Regions from separate parts of the Homo sapiens genome. Here region 2 is linked to region 1. Evidence: read pairs that join two places in POLR2A ChIA-PET (ENCODE). Cell type or tissue: OCI-LY7. All regions are shown on one strand. Each heading gives the region's core, and the rest is flanking DNA. Links, peaks and the distances in the headings are about the cores only.

Region 1 (5,373 bases), core at 216-5,215:
TCACTGCAACCTCTGCCTCCTGGGTTCAAGCGATTCTCCTGCCTCAGCTTCCTAAGTAGCTGGAACCACAGGCTACACACCACCGTGCCTGGCTAATTTTTGTATTTTTAGTAGAGACGGGGTTTCACCGTGTTGGCCAGGCTGGTCTCCAACTCCTGACCCCATGATCCACCTGCCTCGGCCTCCCAAAGTGCTGGGATTACAGGCGTGAGCCACTGCACCCAGCCTAATTTTATATTTTTAGTAGAGGTGGGGTTTCTCCATGTTGGTCAGGCTGGTCTCGAACTCCCGACCTCAGGTGTTCTGCCCACCTCGACCTCCCAAAGTGCTGGGATTACAGGCGTGAGCCACTGCACCCAGCCTGTGTCCCCTTTCTTTAAGGGTATTTCCCAGAGGTTGCTTCTGCTTACATCCCATTGGCCCAGACTCAGTTCCATGGCTACATTTAGCTTCAAGGGAGCCTAGGAAATGTAGCTTTTATTCTGGGAAGTCCTGTGTTCTATTACACTGGAAGAAGAGGAGAATGGAAATTAGAAGGCCCCTAGCAATCTCAGCCAGAATCATATCATCATATCACCTACTAAATTATCTTTTCCCTATCAGCTGATGCTTTCTTTTCTTTTCTTTTTCTTTCTTTCCTTCTTTCTTTCTTTCTTTCTTTCTTTCTTTCTTTCTTTCTTTCTTTCTTTCTTTCTTTCTTTCTTTCTTTCTTTCTTTTTTTTTTTTGAGACAGAGTCTTGTTCTGTCACCCAGGCTGGAGTGCAGTGGCACAATCTCGGCTCACTGCAACCTTCATCTCCCAGGTTCAAGTGATTCTCCTGCCTCAGCCTCCTGAGTAGCTGGGACTACAGGCAGCCCCCACCACACCTGGCTAATTTTTGTATTTTTAGTAGAGACGGGGTTTCACCATATTAGCCAGGCTGGTCTCGAACTCCTGATCTTGTGATCCACCTGCCTCGGCCTCCCAAAGTGCTAGGATTACAGGCATGAGCCACCGTGCCCGGCTGACAGTTTCTTATTTAATTATTTGTTTATTATGATCTATTGCTGCCTCTAGAACATAAGCTTCATGGGGGCAGGTCCTTTGCCATCCTTGTCTGTAGTCATGTCGCCAGTGCCTAGGCACAGAGCCTGGCAAAGGCGGGCTCTACATTTTTACTGAATGAATGATTGAACGACTCCCCACAATAATGATTTGAGAATGCATTCTCGTTCCCATCTTAACAAGTGGGGAAAATGAGACTCAGAGAAATTAAATAACTTGCCTAAGGACAGTTGGCAGTAGGGCCAAGATTTGAACCTTGCTCTCTGTGGCTCCAGCACTCTTTCAACTCTTTCCACTTCACATGCTGGCTCCCCTGATGTCTCAGCTGCACCCTGGATCAAGTTAGATGCCAGGAAACATGGCTGGGTGCGGTGGCTCATGCCTGTAATTCCCAGCACTTTGGGAGGCTGAGGCAGCAGGATTCCTTGAGCTCAGGAGTTCGAGACCAACCTGGACAACATAGGGAGACCCCCATCTCTATTAAAAAAAAAAAAAAAAGAAAAGAAAAGAAGGCAGGAGGCAATCACCTGGAATCTCTTAGTGCAATTTCCCCGGGAAATTCCACCCCAAGTTCTCACTAATATCATTCCTATAGCCTCTAATGGGATCAACATAATACCTTCCTGCAAATCAATGGGTGAGGATGTCACACAGAATCCATGAAATCAATCCTGCTGGAAGTAAGTACCGGATACTGTCTGAAACTCCAGATGAACTGATAGGTTTCTTTATTTCAGACAGAGAAGGGCCATCTAAGTCATCAGGTTTCCCTTTTTACCTTGGCTGCTAGGAAACTTCGAGTTTTAAGTAAGCACCCAGAACGCAGAGGCAGCCTCAACCTCAGGTAAAGTGCTGTAATGAACAGAATGTATGTGATTTGGAACCAGGGAGCCTAAACTTGAGTCTCAGCCAATGCTCCTGTGAGCAAGACATTCAAACTTCTCTGGACCTTAGAACCGAGGTGATAAACACGTAACTCCTCCGTCCCAGGGCTGTTAAGAGGGTTAAGTGAGCTAATGTATTGGCAAGCTCTCCAGAAATGATTTGATGCTGCATAATGGTCAGACTGTGTCACATGCAGTCACAGGGTACAGTCAGCTCACAGGGGCTGAGCTGTAGCTTCTCATGTCCCAGGAATTATTAAACAAGAGAATGAAGTGGTCAGGGAAGGCTTCAAGGAAGAGACACCTTGAAGGATGGGTGGAACCCTCTGATGGAGAAAATTTGACAGCGTCATTCCTGTACCCTGTAGTGCTGACCTCCCAGGTCACCTCTAATTCCCATCCTGGCCTGCATCTTCCCATCCTTTTAGGTACCCTCTAACCATTACTAATCCCACTGTCTAGTCTCTGTCCCCAGGGGTGAAAATCAGCCCACGGGTGGATAGAGCTGCCCTCAGATGGCTCACAAGTTTCCAGAGACCCAGGGGTTCAAAATGACCAAGTCAACCAGCAGTTACTATTCCTTTATTCGTTCAACACCTGCTCACACGGTCGGGCATGGTGGCTCATGCCTGTAATCCCAGCCCAGCACTTTGGGAGGCCCCGGCGGGTGGATTGCTTGAGCCCAGGAGTTTAAGACCAGATTGGGCAACATGGTGAAACCCCATTTCTACAAAAAAATATAAAAATTAGCCAGGTGGGGTGGTGCATGCCTGTAGTCCCAGCTACTAAGGAGGCTGAGGCAGGAGGATCGCCTGGGCCCAGGAGGTCTAGGGTGCAGTGAGCCATGATCATGCCACTGCACTCTGGCCTGGGTGACAGAGCAAGACCTTGTCTCAAAACAAAAACAAAAACACCAGCTCACACAAGGGTCATCAAAGAGTGTTTAGATGCTTGAGGGGATGGATACCCCATTCTCCATGATGTGCTTATTTCACATTGCATGCCTGTGTCAAAACACCTCATGTACCCCTTACATGTACCCCATAAATATATACAATTACTATGTACCCACAAAAATTAAAATAAAAAAAAGGAGGCTAGACGCAGTGACTCATGCCTGTAATCCCAGCATTTTTGGAGGCTAAGGCGAGTGGATCACCTGAGGTCAGGAGCTTGAGACCAGCATGGCTAACATCGCAAAATCCTGTCTCTACTAAAATACAAAAATTAGCTAGGCTCGGTGGCAGGCACCTGCAATCCCAGCTACTCGGGAGACTGAGGCAGGAGAATCGCTTAAACCTGGGAGGCAGAGGTTGCGGTGAGCCAAGGTTGCACCATTGCACTGCAGCCTGGGCGATGAGAGTGAAACTCCATCTCAAAAAAATAAAAATAAAATAAAAAATAAATAAGGAGAGTTTAGTCTTGGAAAAAGCCCCAGCCCAGGATGAGAGGCTGAAATCTGGGCTCTCCCCAACTAGCAACATCTGACCCTCAACTTCCTCATCCATACAAAAGACTTAATCACACATCACAAAGACCATCCTCAATAAGGGGTGCTGTCTTTACTGTCAGCCTGTACTCAATCTTCCTAAAACTTGAAGAAAGTAGGGTACAGAGAGGTGAAGTAAATTCCCCGAGGTCACACAGCTCATAAGCAGCAGAGCTGGATTGGGACTGGGGATTCACACACTGAAACTTGGGATGGGGGTAGGGAGGGGAAACTCTCCAGGAAATGGCTCTTCTCAGTCGGTGAGATTTTGAGGTCAAACCAGCTGGAGGGAGCCAGGCTCTGGCGGGGCAGCAGCAGACCGGAAACCACAGCCGACTAAGACTGACCTTGGCCTGTAGGGCTGGCTGGGTAGGGCGGGGACGGCCTTGGTTCCCAGCCCTGATTCACTACGTCATTGAAGTCGGTGGCTGAAGACCTCAGCTCTGTCTACTCAGGCTTAGGTGGCCGGGACGCAGGCCTGGCGTAGGGGGGCGCCTGGAAGGGCCTGCATGCAGGTGCAGAGAACCTGCAGGGCGTGAGACCCGCGTAGGGAGAGTACCTATCCTATGTCTGGGGGGAATCTATGCTGGGGAGCCCTGTGGAGGAGGACCTATGGCCGGCGGCCCCCTCTTCCTTCCCCTGACCCTGCACTCCTGGCTCCCTCCCACTTCTGACCCTTCCAGCTGTTCCATGTGGCCTCAGGATAAAGTTCAAGTTCCTCCTTCTGACCTGGCCCCTGCTGTGAACTTGCTCTCCGTCCCCAGCCTGCCCTACTGGTCCTGTCTCTGCGCACTCCCTTAGCTTCATTCACTTTAAAATTGAGCTCAGGCCTCTCTGCAGTCCAGCTTCCACTCCTTCTTCGACTTGGACCTGGCGTGGACGACTGGCCTTCCTCTCCTCTCTCCTGAAGCCCGTCGGACCTCCGCCATGCATGCCTCCCCTTCTGCTAGGTCCTGAGGACCCACCTGTGACTCAGTCACCCTCTGCTTTCAGGGCAGCAGGCACACAGTGGCTCAGAACAAAGGGTGATGGAGGCTGACTGCCTGTGGTCACTGCTGGGGAAGCTGCCTCTGCACTGCCCCAGCCCCGACCAAGGCGTGACCCTTTGAAATACCCGGAACCACAGAACAACCTCCTCTGCTGTGGGGTAAAGGTAGAGGTCGAGGGTCAGCCCCAGGCAGCATCCCAGGTGCCATCAGAGGGCCCCTGATGCTTGGAGCCAGGGTAGGGAGGCGCTGTGTCTAGAAGGGTGCACTTGGGCTCCCCTGGACAACACTGGCTGTGTGAAAGGAACCCCAGCATTAAGGAGGGGTTCCCCCACCCCTGCTATGCACTTTATTTAAAGCCAACCAAACACTGTTAAAATATGAATCACGGGCCAGTTGCAGTGGCTCACACCTGTAATCCTAGCACTTTGGGAGGCTGAGGTGGGCAGGTCACTTGAAGTCGGGAGTTCGAAACCAGCCTGGCCAACATGGTGAAACCCAGTCTTTACTAAAAATACAAAAAAATTAGCCGGGCGTGGTGGCACACACCTGTAATCCCAGCTACTCTGGAGGCTGAGGCAGGAGAATTGCTTAAACCCAGGAGGCGGAAATTACAGTGAGCTGAGATGGCACCACTGCACTCCAGCCTGGGCGGCAGAGCAAGAGTCCGTCTGAAAATAAATAAATAAATAAATAAATAAATAAATAAAAAGAATCACTGCAGCTGTGAATCCACATTAACCCAAAACAGCAGCAAGTAACTGGACCACCCATACTCCTGGCTAGGCCTGGGCTGGACAATGGAAGGGGGAGCAGGGGGGTGGGTGGAGGTAAAGGGAAAGTCTCTCTTGCATCTGTGCCCAATATGCCTGCGTGTCCTAGGGTATGTCTGTATGACAAGGCAGCGGCTGGTGTACCCAAGGGGGTGAGGATGGCATTGTGGGCGATCAGCTCCCATCTTCCCTCTGG
Region 2 (5,373 bases), core at 138-5,137, 56 kb after region 1:
GCCTGGCCTTTTTTTTTTTTTTTTTTTTTAAGACGGGACCTCACTGTTGCTCAGGCTGGAGTGCAGTGGTGTGATCATAGCTCACTGCAGCATTGAATCCCTGAGCTCAAGTGATCCTAGTGCTTCACCTTCTCAAGTAGCTGGGACTACAGGAGCGTGCCACCTCGCCTGGCTAATACATATATATATATATTTTTTTGAGTCAGGGTCTCTCACTCTGTTGCCCAGGCTGGAGTGCCGTGGCACAATCACAGCTCGCTGCAGCCTCGACGTCCTGGATTAAAGCGATCCTCCCACCTCAGCTCTCTCCCCCCTCCCCCCACCAGTAGCTGGGACCACAGTCACGCACCACCACGCCCAGCTAATTTTTGTTTATTTTTTATAGAGAAGGGGTGTCAGTATGTTGCCCACGATGGTCTCAAACTCCTGGGCTCATGTGATCCTCCTGCATCCACCTCCCAAAGTGTCAGGATTACACCACAGGGCCCAGCCTTAGTCATTTCACTGTAAGATGGGAATAATAATTGTACTACCTCAAAGGATTGTGTTACAGATTAAAGAGCATAATACAGAACCTGGCACAATATAAATCTCAATAAACAGTAACAGGACCTACCTTTTAAAAACACTGAAATGAAGTATGCCAGCTATCATCCTAGCAGAAGAGATTGAATTAAAGTCCCCTTATATGTATTTGAGTACAGATTTCTCTGCTAATTCAGAGAATTAGGGGACCTTGTCTCCATCCTGGGTCTCAGTTTCTTCATCTTTAAAATGGAAAACTGGGTGTGGTGGCTCACGCCTATAATCCCAGCACTTTGGGAGCCCAACGTGGGCAGATCACCTGAGGCCAGGAGTTCGAGACCAGCCTGATCAACATGGTGAAACCCCATCTCTACTAAAAATGCAAAAATTAGCTGGGCGTGGTGGTGCACACCTGTAATCCCAGCTACTTGGGAGGCTGAGGCACAAGAATCGCTTGAACCTGAGAGGCAGAGGGTGCAGTGAGCTGAAATCACACCACTGCACTCCAACCTGGGCAACAGAGCGATTCTCTGTCTCAAAAATAAATAAATAACCAAATTAAAATAAAAAATAAAATAAAATTGAAAGGATAGTACTCCTGGCCCCACTTCCTTCCTAGGGCTGCCAAGGTCTAAGCTGAGAGATGAGGGGTGTGGCAACAGTGCATGACAGGGAAAGCTGGCCTGGGGCGGGCCGCTCCTTCTCCCTTCCTGTCCTCCGTGCAGCTGACTTCTCCCTGCCCTTCTCTGGGTTCTGGAGATGACTCTGACCCAACCTCTCTGAGCTCTCTGAGTGGGGCAGCTTCCTCACCTAGGCCCTGGCCTATTGCTTCAGAGACAGGTCCCCACCGGGTTAACAAGAGGAACCCCTTTGATGTCCTAAAAAGAATTCCTCCTGTTTTTAATGTGCCAGTTTACAAGATCTCTTCACATCCATCATCCCGTTTGAACCTCACATGACTGTGTGGAGGGCAAGCGGGGGTTATTGTGTACACATTTTACAGATGAGGAAACCGAGTCTTGGAGGAGTTGAGTAATCCATTCAAGTCAGTTGGAGCAGACATCTCCTGACTCACAGGGGGCCCACCTGGAGAAAGGCCAGGGGCACTCAGGTGGGCTGGCAGGGCTGGGAGGGCTGGGAGGGAGGATCAGGGCCGTGAGCTGAGCTGGCATCGGCATCCAGTGGAGCTGGTGAGGTGGGCAAAACTCTGGGCTCTGATTGATTTGCACTCAGACACCAACACCACTGCATCCTAGCTAATGACTGGATAAGACTTTAGCATCTCATATGCCTGTGAATGGAGATCATTCTCTGGAGTGTTACAGGAACTCTGCATTTGAAACACAGGCCTGATTCTTGCCATCTCTACTCCTGCTCCCAGCTCTCACAGCCAGAGTCAACAGTGCCCGCCTGTCCTTCCACTGCCACCACCCAAACTGTCTACCTGCTGCCCTTAACAACAGATAGGATCCAACTCCTAGAGTCCCCAAGCAATTCAGGGACCACTCAGAGGTGAAACAACCCCAACCATTCTCAACCTTAGCAAAAGGAACAGGGTGGTGAAGGGTACTCCCCATGCCCATAGGGACACAGGACACTGGCCAGACCACCAAGTGGCGCCTGGCCCCCCATGGGCCTTCCTGACCCGGTAGCCACCCCTCCCAGGGGAAGGACACAGTGTTCTCAGATGTGGGCCCAGGGGCTGTGTCATGGAGGAGCTGGGAAGGGTTTAGAGGACCTGGGTTTCTGTCTTTGGTTTTTTTTTTTCTTTCCACTCTAGTAAAATCAAATTTTATATCATTGATTTTGTAAAGTTTAATTGGAAAATGAATTTCTTTGTGTTGAATAAGTGCAATTTGCTGGTCAAAATTCATTCAAACATAGGAGTGAGAGAGGAGGAAGTGACTGTTTATTGAGGAACTGTGATGTGCCAGGCACTCCACAAGATGTTTTGCTCATTCAGGCCTCCTGAGCACCCTGGGAGACAGGCATTCCAATGAGCCCATTTCACAGATGAAGGCATTTAGGGTCAAAACAATAAGCCAAAGTCACCCAGCTGGCAGGAGGCCACGCTGGAATCCAAGCTCAGCAGACAGTGAAGAGGCCCGTTTGCTCTGCTCCCAGCCTGTCTGCTAGGCTTGCAGAAAAGCACTGACTCTTGTCCTCTGGCACCTGCCACCTGCCTGTCTGGGGTGGGAAAGGCGAGAGGACAAGGGTGCTGCTTTTTGTTATAATTTGATTAAAATGCATTTGTGGCCGGGCGCGGTGGCTCATGCCTGTGATCCCAGCACTTTGGGAGGCTGAGGCAGGCGGATCGCTTGAGCTCAAGAGTTTGAGACCTGCCTGGGCAACATAGTGAAACCCTGTCTCTACCAAAAATACAAAAAAGTAGCCAGGCGTGTTGGTGTGTACCTGTGGTCCCAGCTACTTAGGAAGCTGAGGCAGGGGGATCGCTTGAACCTGGAAGGTGGAGGTTGCAGTGAGCTGAGATCGCGCCACTGCACTCCAGCCTGGGTGAGCGAGACCGTGTCTCAAAAAAAAAAAAAAAAAGTATTTGCATATGACACTTTGTTAAAACAGTGCCATGGCTCACGCTTGTAATCCCAGCATTTTAGGAGGATCACTTGAGCCCAGGAGTTCGAGACCAGCTTGGGCAATACAACCAGACCCCATCTCTACCAAAAAATAAAATAAAATTAGTCGGACACGGTGGTGTGCACCTGTAGTCCCAGCTACTCTGGGGACTTAAGTGGGAGGATCAATTGAGCTCAGGAGTTCAAGGCTGCAGTGAGCCATGATCATACCACTGTACTCCAGCTTAGGTGACAGAGTAAGACCCTGTGTCTAAAAAGCAAACAAACAAAAAACAAACAGTTATTGAGTGAAAAACAAAACAGAGAAGTGGCTTATCCACTGTCACTGGGCAAGTTCACGGCTTATGCTGGGATGGGAACATGGGTCTCCTGACTGTGGTCAGTACTTCTGTTCCCAAATACCCTGCCACAGCCTCTAGCCTGGGCACTGGGCTGTTCCTGCTTCTCCTCCCTCATTACCCCCCCATAGCCCAGTAACCCCCCACCCCTAGCTCTGGTTTCCCTTTCTGCCTAAAGGGAGACGCTCTGTCCTGATATGGAGCATTCCCCCCAGGACCCCCAGCCCTACCACTCATGAGTTGGAATAGTTCCGAAAGGACATAGCCTGTCTGCTCCTGCTATCTCTGCCTGCCGTGTGGGGAGCTGGTCCAGAATGATGGAGCCCCTGGGGAGCAAGGGGTCGTGTCCAGCTTGGGAGGGCTTCTGGAGACCTGGCCCGAGTCCCAGATCCTTCTTGAACTAGAAAAATGCCTGCTGTTTTTAGTGCATTCTCAGTTGACAAAGCATTTTCTTACCTCTAATCCCATTGGATCTTTATAATGAAGAAGGAATTCCCTGTCAATCTGCATTGTATTTTATTTAATTAATTTATTTATTGGTTTTGAGACAGAGTCTCGCTCTGTTGCCCAGGCTGGAGTGCGGTGGCATGATCTCGCCTCACTGCAACCTCCGCCTCCTGGTTCAAGCAATTCTAGTGCCTCAGCCTCTCAAGTAGCTGGGATTATAGGGGTGTGCCACCACACCTGGCTAATTTTTTTAAAAAATTTACTTATTTATTTTGAGACGGAATCTTGCTCTGTCGCCCAGACTAGAGTGCAGTGGCGTGATCTCAGCTCACTGTAACCTCCATCTCCTGGGTTCAACTGATTCTCTCACCTCAGCTTCCCGAGTAGCTGGGATTACAGGCGCCCGCCACCATGCCCGGCTAATTTTTGTATTTTTAGTAGAGATGAGGTTTCACCATGTTAGCCAGGCTGCTATCGAACTCCTGACCTCAAATGATCTGGCTGCCTCAGCCCCCCTGCATTGCATTTTAAATCTGAGAGACAGAGGCTGAGAGTGGCCTGTGTCTAGCACCAGGACAGGCTACACAGTTTGGAGGTCCAGTGCAAATGAAAATGTGGGTCTCCTTGTTCAAAAGTATTAGGACTCTGGCCAGGTGCGATGGCTCACGCCTGTAATCTCAGCACTTTGGGAGGCTGAGGCGGATGGATCACCTGAGATCAGGAGTTTGAGACCAGCCTGGCCAATGTGGTGAAAGCCCGTCTCTACTAAAAATACAAAAATTAGCTGGGCATGGTGGCAGATGCCTGTAATCTCAGCTACTCAGGAGGCTGAGGCAGGAGAAGCACTTGAACCCAGGAGGCGGAGGTTGCAGTGAACCGAGATCACGCCATTGCACTCCAGCCTGGGTGACATATAAGGTCCAGCCCTACGGGGCTTAGCAGGTGTTCTCCCCGTGTGCGGAGATGAGAGATCATAAGAAATAAAGACACAAGACAAAGAGATAAAGAGAAAACAGCTGGACCCTGGGGACCACTACCACCAAGACGCGGAGACCGGTAGTGGCCCCGAATGGCTGGGGGCACTGACATCTATTGCATACAAGACAAGGGGGGCAGGGTAAGGAGGGTGAGTCGTCCAAGCGATTGATAAGGTCAAGCAAGTCAAGTGATCATGGGATAGGGGGCCCTTCCCTTTTAGGTAGCCAAAGCAGAGAGGGAAGGCAGCATATGTCAGCGTTTTCTTCTATGCATGTATCAAAAAGATCAAAGACTTTAAGGCTTTCACTATTTCTTCTACCACTATCTACTACGAACTTCAAAGAGGAATCCAGGAGTATGGGAGGAACATGAAAGTGGACAAGGAGCGTGACCACTGAAGCACAGCACCACAGAAAGGGGTTTAGGCCTTGGGATGACTGCGGGCAGGCCTGGATAATATCCAGCCTCCCACAAGAAGCTGGCGGAGCAGA

Evidence for each region. Peaks named below come from ENCODE experiments on the same cell type or tissue, not always from the same donor. Only the 100,000 strongest peaks of a DNase experiment are listed, where the experiment ranks them.
Region 2: POLR2A ChIA-PET joins it to region 1 with 10 read pairs; 7 of 35 experiments call an interaction of 5 or more read pairs at or near these places.

Annotation. Positions count from the first base shown.
Region 1 is chr17:44,276,114-44,281,486 of GRCh38, forward strand. No RefSeq gene overlaps it. Among named protein-coding and RNA genes, the nearest start is that of SLC4A1, 11 kb to the left of the region's middle. RefSeq lists an enhancer at 4,071-4,741. In OCI-LY7, for the core only: no CTCF peak of the experiment used is centred there; no DNase peak of the experiment used is centred there.
Region 2 is chr17:44,332,363-44,337,735 of GRCh38, forward strand. No RefSeq gene overlaps it. Among named protein-coding and RNA genes, the nearest start is that of SLC25A39, 10 kb to the left of the region's middle. In OCI-LY7, for the core only: a CTCF peak has its summit at 2,603; a DNase peak (open chromatin) is centred at 2,669; H3K4me3 peaks cover 639 bases; H3K27ac peaks cover 1,778 bases.